Regions from separate parts of the Homo sapiens genome. Here all the other regions are linked to region 2. The links are chromatin contacts, found by Hi-C or POLR2A ChIA-PET in ENCODE. All regions are on one chromosome and are shown on one strand. The core of a region is the stretch at or near the end of the contact, and the rest is flanking DNA. Distances in the headings are between cores, read along the strand shown. Region 1 overlaps LOC105378068 (a long non-coding RNA gene). Region 2 has its middle 180 kb from the start of SNORD28B. Region 3 has its middle 14 kb from the start of TFB1M.

The links. Hi-C counts contacts between places; a loop is a spot of excess contacts on that map. ChIA-PET counts read pairs that join two places held with the same protein, here RNA polymerase II (POLR2A). Pooled maps may share reads with other maps.
Region 1: a map with no recorded cell type shows a loop between it and region 2 (2.4-fold over the local background). The contact joins two enhancer-like sites. A Hi-C loop is called at or near these places in 2 of 37 single-sample maps with no recorded cell type and 4 of 50 pooled maps. POLR2A ChIA-PET finds 5 or more read pairs at or near these places in 1 of 52 experiments (activated CD8-positive, alpha-beta T cell).
Region 3: a loop to region 2 is called in a map of PC-9, with 11 times the contacts of the local background. The contact joins two enhancer-like sites. A Hi-C loop is called at or near these places in 26 of 168 maps with a recorded cell type or tissue (A673, CD4-positive, alpha-beta T cell, CD4-positive, alpha-beta memory T cell and 20 more), 32 of 37 single-sample maps with no recorded cell type and 42 of 50 pooled maps. POLR2A ChIA-PET finds 5 or more read pairs at or near these places in 1 of 52 experiments (activated B cell).

The regions. Positions count from the first base shown.
Region 1 is chr6:155,525,760-155,530,579 of GRCh38, reverse strand. LOC105378068 (a long non-coding RNA gene) reads right to left here. Exons shown (of 3, transcript NR_134597.1): 3 at 4,562-4,820. Among named protein-coding and RNA genes, the nearest start is that of NOX3, 72 kb to the right of the region's middle. Within about 2 kb of position 1,424, at least 7 of the 41 ENCODE cell types and tissues checked have a DNase peak (open chromatin) inside an H3K27ac peak, as active enhancers do.
Region 2 is chr6:156,555,109-156,559,660 of GRCh38, reverse strand. No RefSeq gene overlaps it. Among named protein-coding and RNA genes, the nearest start is that of SNORD28B, 180 kb to the right of the region's middle. Within about 2 kb of position 1,965, at least 6 of the 41 ENCODE cell types and tissues checked have a DNase peak (open chromatin) inside an H3K27ac peak, as active enhancers do.
Region 3 is chr6:155,325,934-155,330,643 of GRCh38, reverse strand. No RefSeq gene overlaps it. Among named protein-coding and RNA genes, the nearest start is that of TFB1M, 14 kb to the right of the region's middle. Within about 2 kb of position 1,728, at least 2 of the 41 ENCODE cell types and tissues checked have a DNase peak (open chromatin) inside an H3K27ac peak, as active enhancers do.

The DNA of each region.
Region 1 (4,820 bases), core at 175-2,674, 1.0 Mb after region 2:
ATATTCTTTGAAGCCCTCTGGCTATAATTCATGCAAACACATTCAAAATATATAACTGAAAGGCAAATGTGACTACTCTCTGGACTTCATGGCTTGTCACTGAACACACGTTCACAAAACCTGAGCATGTCCCAGCATCCAGAATCCACAAGATGGCATTAGTGTTCACTTTTTTCCCCCGTTTTAAAGCAGTTAATTTTATGACTGTCACTAAATTGTCTTTTTTTTAAGAAAAAGATAAATATTTTTCCTCTCCTGAGATATTTCTTAATATGATTAACAATGATTAATTTGATATCTTTGGAAAGACTTGAAGTAAAAGAAAATGACTTGCCTGTTCTTCGTATCTGTGTTTTGAAAGTTGATCACCTCATTCCTCCAATTCTATATCTCTCCTCTTTTATAAGACCCAGAGGCTGCACTGTCCAATACAGTCACCAGAAGCCATATGTGCTATTTACATTTATTACACTTAACTTTTAAGATTCAGATCTTCAGGCCAGGTGCAGTGGCTCATCCTGTAATCCCAGCGCTTTGGGAGGCCTAGGCGGGTGGATCACTTGAGGTCAGGAGTTGGAGACCAGCCGGGTCAACATGATGAAACCCTGTCTCTATTAAAAATACAAAAATTAGCTGGGTGAGGTGGCAGGCGCCTGTGGTCCCAGCTACTTGGGAGGCTGAGGCAGGAGAATCACTTGAACCCAGGAAGCGGAGGTTTCAGTGAGCCGAGATCGTGCCACTGCACTCCATCCTGGGTAACAGAGCAAGACAAGACTCCACCTCAAAAAATAATAATAATAATAAGTAAATAAAAATAAATAAATAAATAATAAAATTCAGATCTTTGGTTGCACTAGCCACATTTCATGTGTTCAATAGCCGCATGAGGCTCGTGGCCACCATACTGTACAGAGCAGATATTAAACATTTCATGACCCCAGAAAGCTCTATTGGACAGCACTAACTAAAGAATAATAACTCAGGGACCTGAATCTATATCCAGAAACTGATACGTACAAACAATATCCCCCTGTTGATGATATCTGTCTTTGTGACATTTACATTCTGATATAAAAATAGAGGTGAACAGAACGTTGAAATTTAAATGCAAACTTTCACCCACCTCTGTGTACAGAGTGTTCTAGGAGCATTGCTGCATCCTTCAAAATATTCTCATGTGAGTCGTGTGTTTAGGATGCAAACTACTTTACACAATATTGGGCATCTTCATGACAGCTATTGACGTCTTTAATTATTTTTAACTCCACTTATATTATTGAGCTCAGTGTAGTCATGGCTTTCAGAAGCACAAAAACAAAATAGTAGGGCTGGAAAGGGAGCTGCAGATCATCTGATCCTGCCTTCTTGTATGATTCATTAGGCTGCAAGGCCATAGAATGAGGCATGTGATGTAACAGGAAGTCCTTTGGCCCAGGAGACCAGAAACAAAATCTATTCTGGGAGATCTTGGTTGAACTTTTCTGTACCCAAGTTTCATTACACAGGAAATGAAGGGATTGGGAAAGGTTATTTGCAGGTTTACTTTCAGCTCTCAATGTCTCTCTTGTGTTACATTTAGTGTCAGGAATCAAAGGGGTTTCAAAGTCACAAGATAAAAATAGTACATCTACCTTGAGTATTAATTTTACTCAAAGATTTAAAAAGGAAAAGGTAAGTATGTTGACTGATAAGTGATTTAAAAATTATCTTTTTATCTCTAAAAAATGCAGATGTGTTTTTGGAGGAGATAAAACATAAAATACAAAGAAATATTATGCCAGCACTGAGCTACTTGAGATACACTCCCAAACCCCTTCAGGATTTTCATTCATTCTTTCTGCCTTTAGGGACAGTTTTTAAACATTTGAGAAATGCTTCAATAGGTAATAGCACAGAAGTGAAAAGCCTTCCAATGACAAATTGGGAGACTTCCCTGCTGTTTGATAAGGAATACAAGCTCAGAAATTACAGTTAAATCCGTAACAGGATTAAAGTTCATTCACAAAGAAATACAAAGCAATGATGTAATGCTTAATAGTGATGATGTTGGTAATGATGCCAGAAATCTGGGCTAAATAATTATTAAATTTCATATAAACATAGACTCTGGATTTCCTAGAGGCTAGGTAAAGAGAAAACAGAATGGGTGATATCATTCTCATTTTATAATAAATGAAGAATATAGTCACATAAGAAAAATAGACAAACATTCCCAAACTAAAAAATAAAAAATAAAAAAAATCAGAGAGATTGAATGCAAGTGTGTTTTATAAGAAACATAAATTAACATTGTGTTTAATAGCAATTTTACAAATGATAGAGAGGTATTCTTCATAAAGCCATTTCTTAGATTGACCCTGGATAAAGGTCAAAAACATGTTAATGTATTGGGAATTTGTCGAACCACTTCTACAGAAAGGGAAACACTAATATTCTCCAGGCATATAGCATTTGGGTGACCTAACTTGGAAGAAGGGTAGAGCTTAGAAAATTTGAAGAAATGGATGACTAGAATGCTCACTTCTAATTTTTAAATAACAAGTGCCTTATTACTTATTTTGCCCATTAAAATACCACCAATGCCAAAAGAAAGCCATATCATACCAAAAGGAATGAATTTAGATACACCATCAAATATCAGTTGTTTGAAAGAGAGATGATACAGGAGAAGCATCTATAATGATGTTTCTTGTCCCTAAAAATAAACCACCAACAAATATTAATTATCCAAGATCCTACTGTCAACTAAGATAAAAATATATTGCTAATTCTTGTCTTGGATTTTCAAGTGGCAATGGTGATTAGGTACTAATCAGTAGATAACCTTTCTTCCTTGAATATTTTTTATCGCGGTAAAAAGCACATGCGATTACATTTACCATCTTAACCATTTAAGTGTATAGTTCTGTGGTCTTAAGTACATTCCCATTGTTGTGCAATATATCTGTAGCACTTTTCATCTTGCAAAACTGAAACTTTACCCATTAAACACCTTTTCCCTCAACCCTTGGCAACCACCATTTTACTTTCTTTCTATGCTTTTGACTATCTTAAATGCCTCATATGAGTGGAATTATACAGTATTTGTGCTTTTTAAATTTTCTCCTTTTAATGCTGAATAATAGTCCATTCTGTGTATATACCACATTTTATTTGCCCATTCATCCATTGACGAACATTTGGACTGCTTCTACCTCTTGGCTATTGTAAATGGTGCTACAATGAAAATGTTGCACAAATATCTCTGTGAAATCATTCTTTCAATTTCTTTGGATATATACCTAGAAGTAAGATTGTTGGATCATATGATAATTCTATTTTTGATTTTTTTGAGGAAGTTTCACACTGCTTTCCATAATGGCTGCACCATTTTACATTTTCACCCACAGTACATAAGAGTTTCAATTTCTCTACATCCTTGCGAACACTTATTATTTTCTGTCCTTTTGAAGGTAGCCTTCCTAATGGACAATGGTTGTTTCTATGCTGCTCTATCAACTTTGCCAGCCAGACTTTTGGCAGGGATATTGTACAGCAAGCAATTCAAGATGGAGGATGCTTGAACGATCTCAATTATAGGCTAATAACAGAATTGCAAGGGTTGCAAAAGTCATAAATCTGTACATTCATTTAATTTGAAATGGTGTAATAATGGTGAGTAGTTAAATAGTGGTGCCTTCAGTGTACAGTAGTAGTCATCATTGACGTGACAGCAGCAGCAGCTATGTTGTGAGAAGGAGGTATCTTGGGTCTCCCAGTCCTGTTCATAACACTGTCAAGTCATGGGATAGGGGAAAATACTTAACCACTCTGAGCTCATTTTCCACATTTGTGAATTAGGGATAACAATATCTACTGCACCACACATTGTTGGTATGAGGATTAAATGAAAGTATGTACATAAAGAGTCTGGCACATTATATGCTATCAACAAATGTTAGCTTCTTTACCCTTAATCCCCAAATCCATTTCTCATGCAAGTTAATATATTGAGAGATCAAGACCTGAATTTTTAATAAAATGCTGATACGAAGTTTCAAGAGACATTTAGCAGCTACTGTAATTTTTAGGAAGGCTTTTCTATGGTAGTCTGTACCAGGCATTCAGCCTGCAGAGACCCTGCATGAAGAGAGGTCTACTCAGGTAAGATTTCAGGAATGCTTCAGGAGAAGAGTTTCCTCCACCATTGGGTTTATTATAAGATGGTCAATCAAAAGTGTTGTTTTGAGTGAACCGTTCTAAAGTCTTAAGCAACTAGGTCTGAGACGCTATACTCTTAAGCTCAAATGGACAGAAAGAAGGCCTCACTCTGGTGTCTTTGATAGTCCACCAGTCCATTCTATTTAATAAATGCAATCCATTTTCAACAGAGCAGACAGAGAGGTTTTCCTAAAACATAAACCAAGTTACATCTCACCTCTACTCAAAACTTTCCAGGGTTTCCTACTAGAATTTGTAAAGCTGCAGAGGCAGGGACTTTTTACTGTTTTTTTTTCTTTTTTTTTTTTTTTTTTTTCATTGCTATAAACACAGTACGTAGAACAGTGCCTGACAGAAAACAAGCCCTTAATACCTATTTATTCAATAAATACACACATGAGTAAAGAAATAAGTAAAGTATTCAAATTGAAAGACTTTCTGCATAGTATCCCTGGGTTCTGCTTGAATGTTGTCTTGCATGTTCTTCTAGGCTTTCTTGACTTCGAATCAAGGATTCTGAAAAGTTGTCACTTCCTCTCTGATGTTTGGATCCATAATCAGTGCAGACATCTCTCCCAAAAGACAGCTGGGCCTGAACATTGTGAACTCCTTTTAACTCT
Region 2 (4,552 bases), core at 716-3,215:
AGCTACCTTGAGCTGGCAGTTTGGGGCAGTGCCTGGCAGATGTTGAGTACTGTTTTTTCTCCTCAAAAACTTCTGTGCCAGCCCTGGATGGTCACAGCAGTGTCCAGGTGCTTCAGCCACAGTTGAGTTTGGGAGTCGCATAATTATGTTTGAAAACACATCTGACTTGGAAAGGGGTGAGGAGGCTGGGGACCCGGCTGGCAGCCTTGGTGGCAATGCAGATGAGAGATGATGGCTAGAGCTGAGGCAGTGATATTGGAGATGGGGGGAGTGGCTGGATTGAGAGGTGTTGAGTGACCACAGTGATTGTCAGTAAGGTGAGTGTTTTGTGAGCAGGGGAGACCTTTTCGAGAGTTGCTAAAGCCTGGAGTCAACAGAAAAGCATTGTGTGTGGCTCACTGTTTCTTTTTGTTGTTTAGACAAGGTCTTGCTCTGTTGCTCAGGCAGCCTCCACCTCCTAGGCTCAAGTGATCCTCCAACCTCAGCCTCGTGAGTACTAGGACTACAGGAATGCACCACCATGCCCAGATAATTAAAACTAACTTTCTTTCTTTCTTTCTTTCTTTCTTTCTTTCTTTCTTTCTTTCTTTCTTTCTTTCTCTCTCTCTCTCTCTCTCTTTCTTTCTTTCTCTTTCTGTCTTTCTTTTTTTGTAGAGATGTTGTTTCACCATGTTGCCTAGGCTGGTCTCAAACTCCTGGGCTGAAGTGATTCTCCTCCCTCAGCCTCCCAAAGTGCTGGGATTCCAAGTGTGAGCCATTGTGCCTAGCCACCACTTTGCCTCTAACAGCAGCAGGCAGATCTGTCCTGCCAGGATGAGGCCATCACCAGGGCAGCCTCCATCATCACCTTTGAGTCATTCTTGAATGCAGGATCAATCCTTTTTTATCATTAAAGGCACTTGACACATAAATAAGTCTGGCAAATTGACCCATTGCTGCTTTAGTTTGGATCTTCTGCCTGGAAAGGCAGAGGAGAGATGAGTTGAGTACTGCAGGTCCCAGAGAGGTAACTTCAATTTGCAGGTGGAGATGCTGATTTCGTTAGGATACTCCCATTCACTAGAGAGTTAGAACTAAAATTTTTGTTTTTCTTACAGATTTGGTTTTAAAAATCCAGTATTTTGTCTAATTAATTCTTTTTTTTTTTTTTTCTCGAGATAGAGTTTCGCTCTTGTGGCTCAGGCTGGAGTGCAATGGCACAATCTCAGCCAACTGCAACCTCCACTTCCTGGGTTCAAGCGATTCTCCTGCTTCAGCCTCCCAAGTGGCTGGGATTACAGGTGCCCACCACCATGCCTGGCTAATTTTTATATTTTTAGTAGAGATGGGGTTTCACCATGTTGGCCAGGCTGGTCTCAAACTCCTGACCTCAGGTGATCCACCCACCTCGGCCTCCCAAAGTGCTGGGATTACAGGCATGAGCCACTACGTCCAGCCTAATTCTTTAATTCTTAATGAGTAAGTGAAATTGCCTTAATGACTTGTAGCCAGGAAACACTCAGGCTGGTGTTTCTCTTCTTGTTCCAAGAGTTATGGATAACTACCAGCTGCTTCTGATGACACTGTTAGACAATGATCATGTGACCACAGGGGTGGCTCTGATGGAACCCAGATGATAATCCCATATGTTAGGATCAATTCCTTGCTAGATTCATATGTTGCTTTTTGTCAAAAAGTCATTCTTTAGAAGCTGCAGTACTTCCTGTTGTGTTAAGGGCCTCTCTACCCAGTGAGGAGACCAGACCTGGCCTGATGAGCTGCGTGAGCCCTGCCCCTCTGTCTTTATTTGGGAAATGGGGATAGTGACGCCTATGGGACCTCCCTCATGGGGTTGTTGTGAGTCTCTGTAAGGTCATCCTTGAGGAAGAGCTTTGCAAAGCATCAAGAACCAATCAGGTAATCCCTTACATCAGGAATCTGGCCGGACGCACCCTGTAGGCCACAGAAAATCAAGGACTCAGATGCCTGGCCACGCCTCCTTAGGCAGCAGTCCTGATGTGGTGTTTCTCAGCAGCTCTGCCTTCTCACAGCCCTCCTGGTGTGAGCAGAGTTAGTGCCAGCGTTAATAGTGTTTATTTTAGAATCAACACATCCCTATACCTCATCATGCCACAAAAAGAGGCATTTAGGCTGGACCATTCCACAAATATTTATAGAACACCTCCTAGGAGCCAGGCATTGTTCTACTCTCTGCCAACACCAGGAGAACAAATAGATACTGTCCCTGCTCGTATGGAGCCCACAGTGAGGGAGAGAAAGACATGAAAAGCAACAGCACCCGTGAACAACCCCCACACTAATAAATATGTGACTAAGAGCTGTGACAAATGCCGCGAGGGGAAAACGGGGACTGTGAAGAGAGATTATGTGGCAGGAGGGCTGGAAACAGATGGCACTTCTCTGAGGAAGTGGCTTTTGGGCTGAGACCTAATGGCAAATGGGAGTTAGAGACTTTGGCAAAAATAACAGCCACATGAAGGAAGACCCAAAGGCCAGCATTGTCCAGTTTTATGATCAAGGGGACGGTGGTGGCAGCTGATGAAGCCAGAAGGGACAGCAGACATCAGGCAATGCAAGGTAGTTCTGTGGTGGTGTGGGTTTCACCTGACGTGCAGTGGAGTCCACAGAGTGTTAATAAGCAGTGCGGTGATGTGAACCCATGTGGAGAAGGGCCAATCGGGATGCTTGTGGAGGGTGGACCAGGGCAGCAAGATAGACATGAAAGCCAGTCAGGAGGCTACACCATCACTGGGTGGAGGTGGCTGTAAGTGAAGTGGTGGGATTGGAGGGACCTGGGCTGGGCTGGATACACAGGGAGGGAGAGGGAAAGGGAGGGCCGAGGACAGTGCCCAGGTGTCTGCTACCTGAAACTGAGTGTAGGAGGTCCCATTTCCTGAGGGGGACACTAGAGTCCAGGCTGGGAGCTGTGTGAGTCCCCTGGGCTGTCATAACAAAGGATCACAAAGCAGGTGGCTCAAAAACAACAGAAATGTAATCTCTCACAATTCTGGCATCCAAAAATCTGAAATCACAGCGTCAGCAGGCCCACACTGCCTTTGAAACCTGGAGGGGAGGCTCCTTCCTTACCCCTTCCAGCTTCTGGTGGCCTGTGGCAGCATCACTCCAACCTCTGCCTCCATCTTCACAGGGTATCTCTGTGTCTTTGTGTCTTCACAAGGTCATCTTTTTATAAAGATACTGGTCATATTGGATAAGGGGCCCACTCTACTCCACTATGACTGAATCTTAACCAATTATATCTGCAATGACCCTGTTTCCCAGTAAGGTCACATTTGGAGGTATTGAGGGTTAAGATGTCAAAAGATCTTTTATTGGGAGACAAAAATTCAACCCATAACAGGCACATCACCTTGGACATGCACGTAGACCTTCAGGTCAAGATTGGCCGTTGACGTCCAGAAATGATGTCTTGGTGCAGATACAAAACAGTAATGGATGAGATCCCCTAGAATGAGAAAATGCAGGGGATGAAGGGAGAGGGCCACCAAATCAGTCCCGAAGACCTGGAGGGGCCAATATGCAAAGGAAACTGAAAAGGGAAGGGAATTATGAACATGGAAACTTATTTTCTTCCATAAACTAGAAAACTTCCTGAGACCAGGTCTTAAGGATTCTAGATTTCAGAGGCTGGAAATATACTACTACTTACTGTTACTCAAAACTAATGATAAATGCAATTCAGGCTCTATTTTAAAAACTTTCAGTAATCCTTTTGTAAAGCAAACACTCCTTTTCAAATGAGAACAGCCCACCACTTAACATACAATGTTTTCAGTTTATAATTTCATCTATGAGTTGCACCCACTGAGGCCTCTTTTGCTGGACTGGGTTCTGGAAGGGAATGAAGGGCACTGTTATTCCAAAGATGAGAATGGACAGCCGTACAGAGGCCAGAACAAAATGGGTGAGATTCCGTGGTGTCTGCCTACGGGGTGGAACCTCTTTGAAACAAAATAATGTGATTGTTGAGGATCTCAGTTGAGGTTGAGTGGGTGCCAGTGTGGAAAGAGTGTGGGAGTCAGCGCCAGGTGAGTCGATGTGCCCAGTGCCTCATGTGTGCTGTCCTTGGGTGGGCAACAGTGTGATCCCCATGCTACGAATGAGGATGTGGGTGCACTAAGAGGTGAAGGGATTTACCCAACATTGCATAGTAGAGCTGGGATACTTTTTCTTCCCCAAACTTTTCCCTCCATGTGGTTTATTTGACCGCAGAGAAAGCCTTGCCTGGACTTACCCTGGGCTCATTTATGAGGCCCAGAGGCTGACCAGGCTGTGGAGTAAGCCTCAGTCTTATTTAGCCCAGGGCAGCAGAACTGGGCGGGTATCAAGGCTTCATGAATCATGTGGGGGACTTGAGATCTTTATCTGAAAACACCACTAAGTGTGTCAGGCACACTACTAAGCCTGCTGAATCAAAGTCTCCTGGTTGAGGGTAGGAGAGATTTTTTTTTTTTTTTTTGAAAATATCTGCAGTGGTTTTGCTGTACATTCTTCTTCCAGTGGACAGTAGTCTCTGCAGGACCCTCGGGGG
Region 3 (4,710 bases), core at 479-2,978, 1.2 Mb after region 2:
CCCCAGAATTACTATAATACCCTCTTAACCACTTTCCCTTCTCACACTCTGACTCCTCTCCCATTTGCTCTCCCCACTGCACCCAGATTGACTATTCATCTCATCAAAGAATGCATTCCCTTAAAACCTGCGAATGCAATGCCTATCATTTCTAAACATCAAGCTCTATCCTAGCCTACACAATCTTACAAGATGTGCCACCTCTCCTTCTCCAGTCATCTCCTCTATACAGCAGACCTGCCTGCTGATTCTCAGATACTCCCAGCTCCCTCCTACACCAGGGCCTTTGCACATGCTTTCTCTTTGGACTACCTAACACCCACGTATCTTTCATTACTCAGCCTCACCATCAGAACCTCCAGGTACGCGCTCCCTGACCTTGGCCTTTCCTTCATATCTCTCCTCACGTCTACTGGCCCAAGGGCAGATCTGGTCATTCTGTGCTAGCTTCTCCTATACTGCATGTTTTGTTTTTTCCTTCAGAGACTTTATTACAGGTTGTAATTATACATTGATATATGGTTATTATTGGTTAATGTCTGTCTTCTGCCGTGGACTATAAGCTACATGTGGGGACTATAAGCTTGTTCAATAGCACACAGAACTATGTAGCTATGAGCAAATTACTTAAACTTTCCCAAAAAAAAAAAAAAACAGTGTGGGGGAACAATACTGCCTCAAAGGTTTTTGGCAGGCTTAATCAGCTATGTAAAGCACTAAACAGAATAGGCTCATTTACTCGATACATGGTAGCTATTCCTGCTGTTATTCCCTACAATATGCTGTGGGCCGTCAGAATTTGTCCTCATTTTAAAATTGTTTCTAGTCTCGTAAAAAGGGAAAACATTCACACAAATAATTAAAACACTATAGGATAAGAGTCTATCACACTAGCCAACAGGAGGCCTGACCTAACAGGCTTTGGCCTTCGCAAATGTGAAGTCGCCGACATTCAGGATACCTTCTATCATCTCTCCTTTAGGGACCATCAGGATCCTGCTGCTTGGATCACAAGCATGGCATTATCAAGAGATTGGCTCAAACACCATCTCCTCAGTGTAGACCTTCGTGATGCTGCCAAGAAGAATTAACACCTTTTTCATCCCATGTCCTCCAGCAGTGTGTGTCTGTGTGTGTCCCTATTAAGAAATTGAAGTTCCTCAAAGGCAAGAATCATGTTTTTCATTTCTATATTCCTAACCAAATCAACTACAATAAATGCCCAAATAAGTTTCATTGAATGAATGAATGAATGAATGAATGAATGAAAAGGAAATTAAAATTACACACACAACAGTGGATATGTAGAAAAGACAAGCACAGCAAGAGCAACTAGGCTGCCCAGGGAGGCAGTATGCAAGTCCAGAACCTAGCTTATGTTCAGAGGGCTTTCAAAAGACAGATCAAAGGAAGTGGAGCCTGGGCAAGAGGCAGCCCTAGTCTGTTTACTCTTCAGTCACTTTGTAACTTACCTGCTGCCCCCACCCCAGGTCTGCTTTGACATGAGATCTTTAAATGTTGAGGTGGGAAGGGGGGAATCGCTTAACTGCTATCTGATTCTTCATCTGTAAAATAAAGCTACTGACACTGACCTTCCTCATAGAGCTATTGTGTGGGATAATTAATTAATAATTGCAGAATCCTTTAAGAGTATAAAGTGCAACATAAATGCTAAGCATAATTTCCACACAGTCTCTGCTGGCTCTTCTCAAGCACATTCCGGCGGCCTCGGGGTCTTTGATCTGCTGTTATCACCTGCAATAGAGCAAACAATGCCTTTGTATCATTAAGCAAATACATAATGAATGGTATTCATTGTTAAAGGTTACTTAGCAATATAACTTTTTTTTTGCCTTTTGAATGGGAACATCCACCGGTGAGAGGATTACGTAAGCTAATAGCTAATGTATCAAAGGAAAGGAGAGAAAAGAAACAGCCATGGCAACCAGAGCAATAGGGCCCAGGCTTTGGCCCTCAGAAGAAACCTGTATCCACCTAGCAAAAGGAGGATAAGGACTAACTGGGAGAAAACCAGAGGGGATGGTGAACAGAAAAGTCAACAACAGGAAATGGCAGACTGTGGCCTAGTCATCCTCTGGCTGTCAGATCTCGGCTTATTGCATGAGACATAATCTGCCATCTTCAGGAGTGTGAACCTGGTCCTCTTCGAGTCTCTGGGTTCTTCCCTTCATGCCGAGTGGTGCTTTGGTGGGAAAATTGTGTTTTTCTTTGAATATAACCTTTTCTAGAGATAGAGGTGGGCGGCACTATGATCAGAGAACCTTTATCCTCTGCATTCCTCCCAATGCTCGGCTCTTCCCCGAGAAATGGCCCTCAACCCAATGCAGGGGCAATGGCTAGCCCCAGGAACAATCATCCCAAGATTCTCAAGGTAAGTGAGACAGACCACCTCCTCCCATAAAATGCAAAAAAGCTCACAACTTGTTCATTGGCTCACTTGATTTAATATCAAAAGATTGGAACAGTGTTACAATTCCCTTAAGTGTTCCTTTGAGATTTAAACAAAAGAAATAACAAATGTTTACTGATTTGGTTTGGATTGTTCAAGTTTAGACTTCAGTACTCTAGCACAGTCTTAAGGTATTTGGTAATTCTACAAGTTTAATTTTTAAATGTTAGAGTTAACTTTTATGTCATGTTTTTCAAAAACTATGTGAATTTACAATGTACTCCTCTCCCTATATTCCTTTAAATAATACCCAAAACACAACTCTCATATACCCCTCTATGTTTTACTGCCTTGGCTACAGGGATTTTATGTCTCTTATTTGGCATTGCTGTTTATTGTCACTTCCCCCATAATTCTGGTTTTTGCTGCCCTGTTTTTTTATCCTTTTGAAAGTCTTTCTTCACTATGCTAAGTCAAACTTTGAAACTCTTGGTAAATGCCATAAAATTTTTCTTAACATGGAACAAGATCGCCACCCAGTGGCCATGCTGAGCTTCACTCTATGCATTTTTCCAGATTTTTCCCCTCACACTTTTATTTATCTGGACTGCAGAACAGAGGTGTCCTTAAAGAATAGCCCAGCCCCTTCATTTTTCTGAGGAGAAAACTGAAGGTCAGAAAGGTTAACATTTGGTCAAGTCCACAATACCACAATAAGACCCATGCCTTAGGCCAGGCTTCAGTCCTCATGTTTTCAAGGACTACCTCAGAACTGGAGGTGACCTTCAGGATCAGCCAATCCAAGCCCTCTAACATACAGATGAGGACACTGAGGCACAGAGAAGAAAAATGGCTTCTCAAGATTTATGGAGCTGACTAAATGGGACAAAATTAACACTTAGCCTGATGTTCATTCTCCTACTTAGACCAATCTCATTTTAAATATTTTATTTTCCCCCTTGGATTATCATAATTCCAGCCTTTAATAGGTGACCATAGTAGATGAGCATAAAATGGTCAGCCCTTGCCTTCCTCAAAATGAATAAAGTTATGTAATGGGAACCGTCAGAAAGGTAAAATTCATTCTCATTAATGAACTGTTCATTGTTGGTATATCCAAAAATATTTCACCACTTTTGTTTATACTTAGGAGGTGATAGATTTAATTAAAGGCAATTAGAAATTCTAACTATGCCTTCTTTCAGTTTAAAGAGAATACTTGGCCAGGCTTGGTGGCTCACGCCTGTAATCCCAGTACTTTGGGAGGCCGAGGCAGGCGGATCACGAGGTCAGGAGATCGAGACCATCCTGGATAACATGGTGAAACCCCGTCTCTACTGAAAATACAAAAAATTAGCCGGGCATGGTGGCGGGCACCTGTAGTCCCAGCTACTCAGGAGGCTGAGGCAGGAGAATGGCGTGAACCCGGGAGGCGGAGCTTGCAGTGAGCCGAGGTCGCGCCACTGCACTCCAGCTTGGGCGACAGAGGGAGACTCCGTCTCAAAAAAAAAAAAAAAAAAGAATACTCATCTCTGGTTCAAAATGTCTTGATTCTAGAATTTCAGTACTTGGATTTGAACACTTCCTCTGGCAAGTTAGGGATGACTTCACATTGTCCACTAACTTCAAAATCCTCTTTATGGCATGAGAAAGATCCACAACATTGAAGAGTCCTTATCACTCTAAATAATTCTGAGTTCCTAAACTCAGGTGAATAAGATTCACAGAGGGTAGCGGATGCTGCCTGGCTTTGCCCCACCCCAGATCCGTATGGTCCTCCTGAGTTCATCTGCAGCTGTGATCCAGGCAAACTGACAGCTCCCCACCTCCCCTGCTGTCTTCCATGCCTGGGGGCTTTGGAGCCTCCCCAGCTTCTGGTGGGACAATGCTGAGTTGGGCTGCACACGGTTTTTCAAAAGATCCCCTGGGATTGAGCCCCAGTTGCCCTGGAGCCCTAACATGAAACTACTCCCTAACCCCTGGAATTGGCCTTTCTCCTTTTCCCATGGCATTTTCCCGACTTCCTCACTTGTGCTTCCTGGGATTACCTCTCCAGGAGGGGCAATTAAACAAACAACCTGCATCCACACCCTTGCCTCAGGGCCTGATTTTCAGGGAATACAAACAACTGACTCTGCATTGTAGAGAAGCCCTGTTTTGCCTTGATGACACATCTAGTCTCTAATAATGGTGTCCCAAGAGGTTGTTCAGTCTGGCCTTTCTCCCTGTATACAAGCAGATTAACTAGGAAGCATGAGAAGTTGAAATGTCAGGGCCTATCACTCGAACAAGCCATTTTC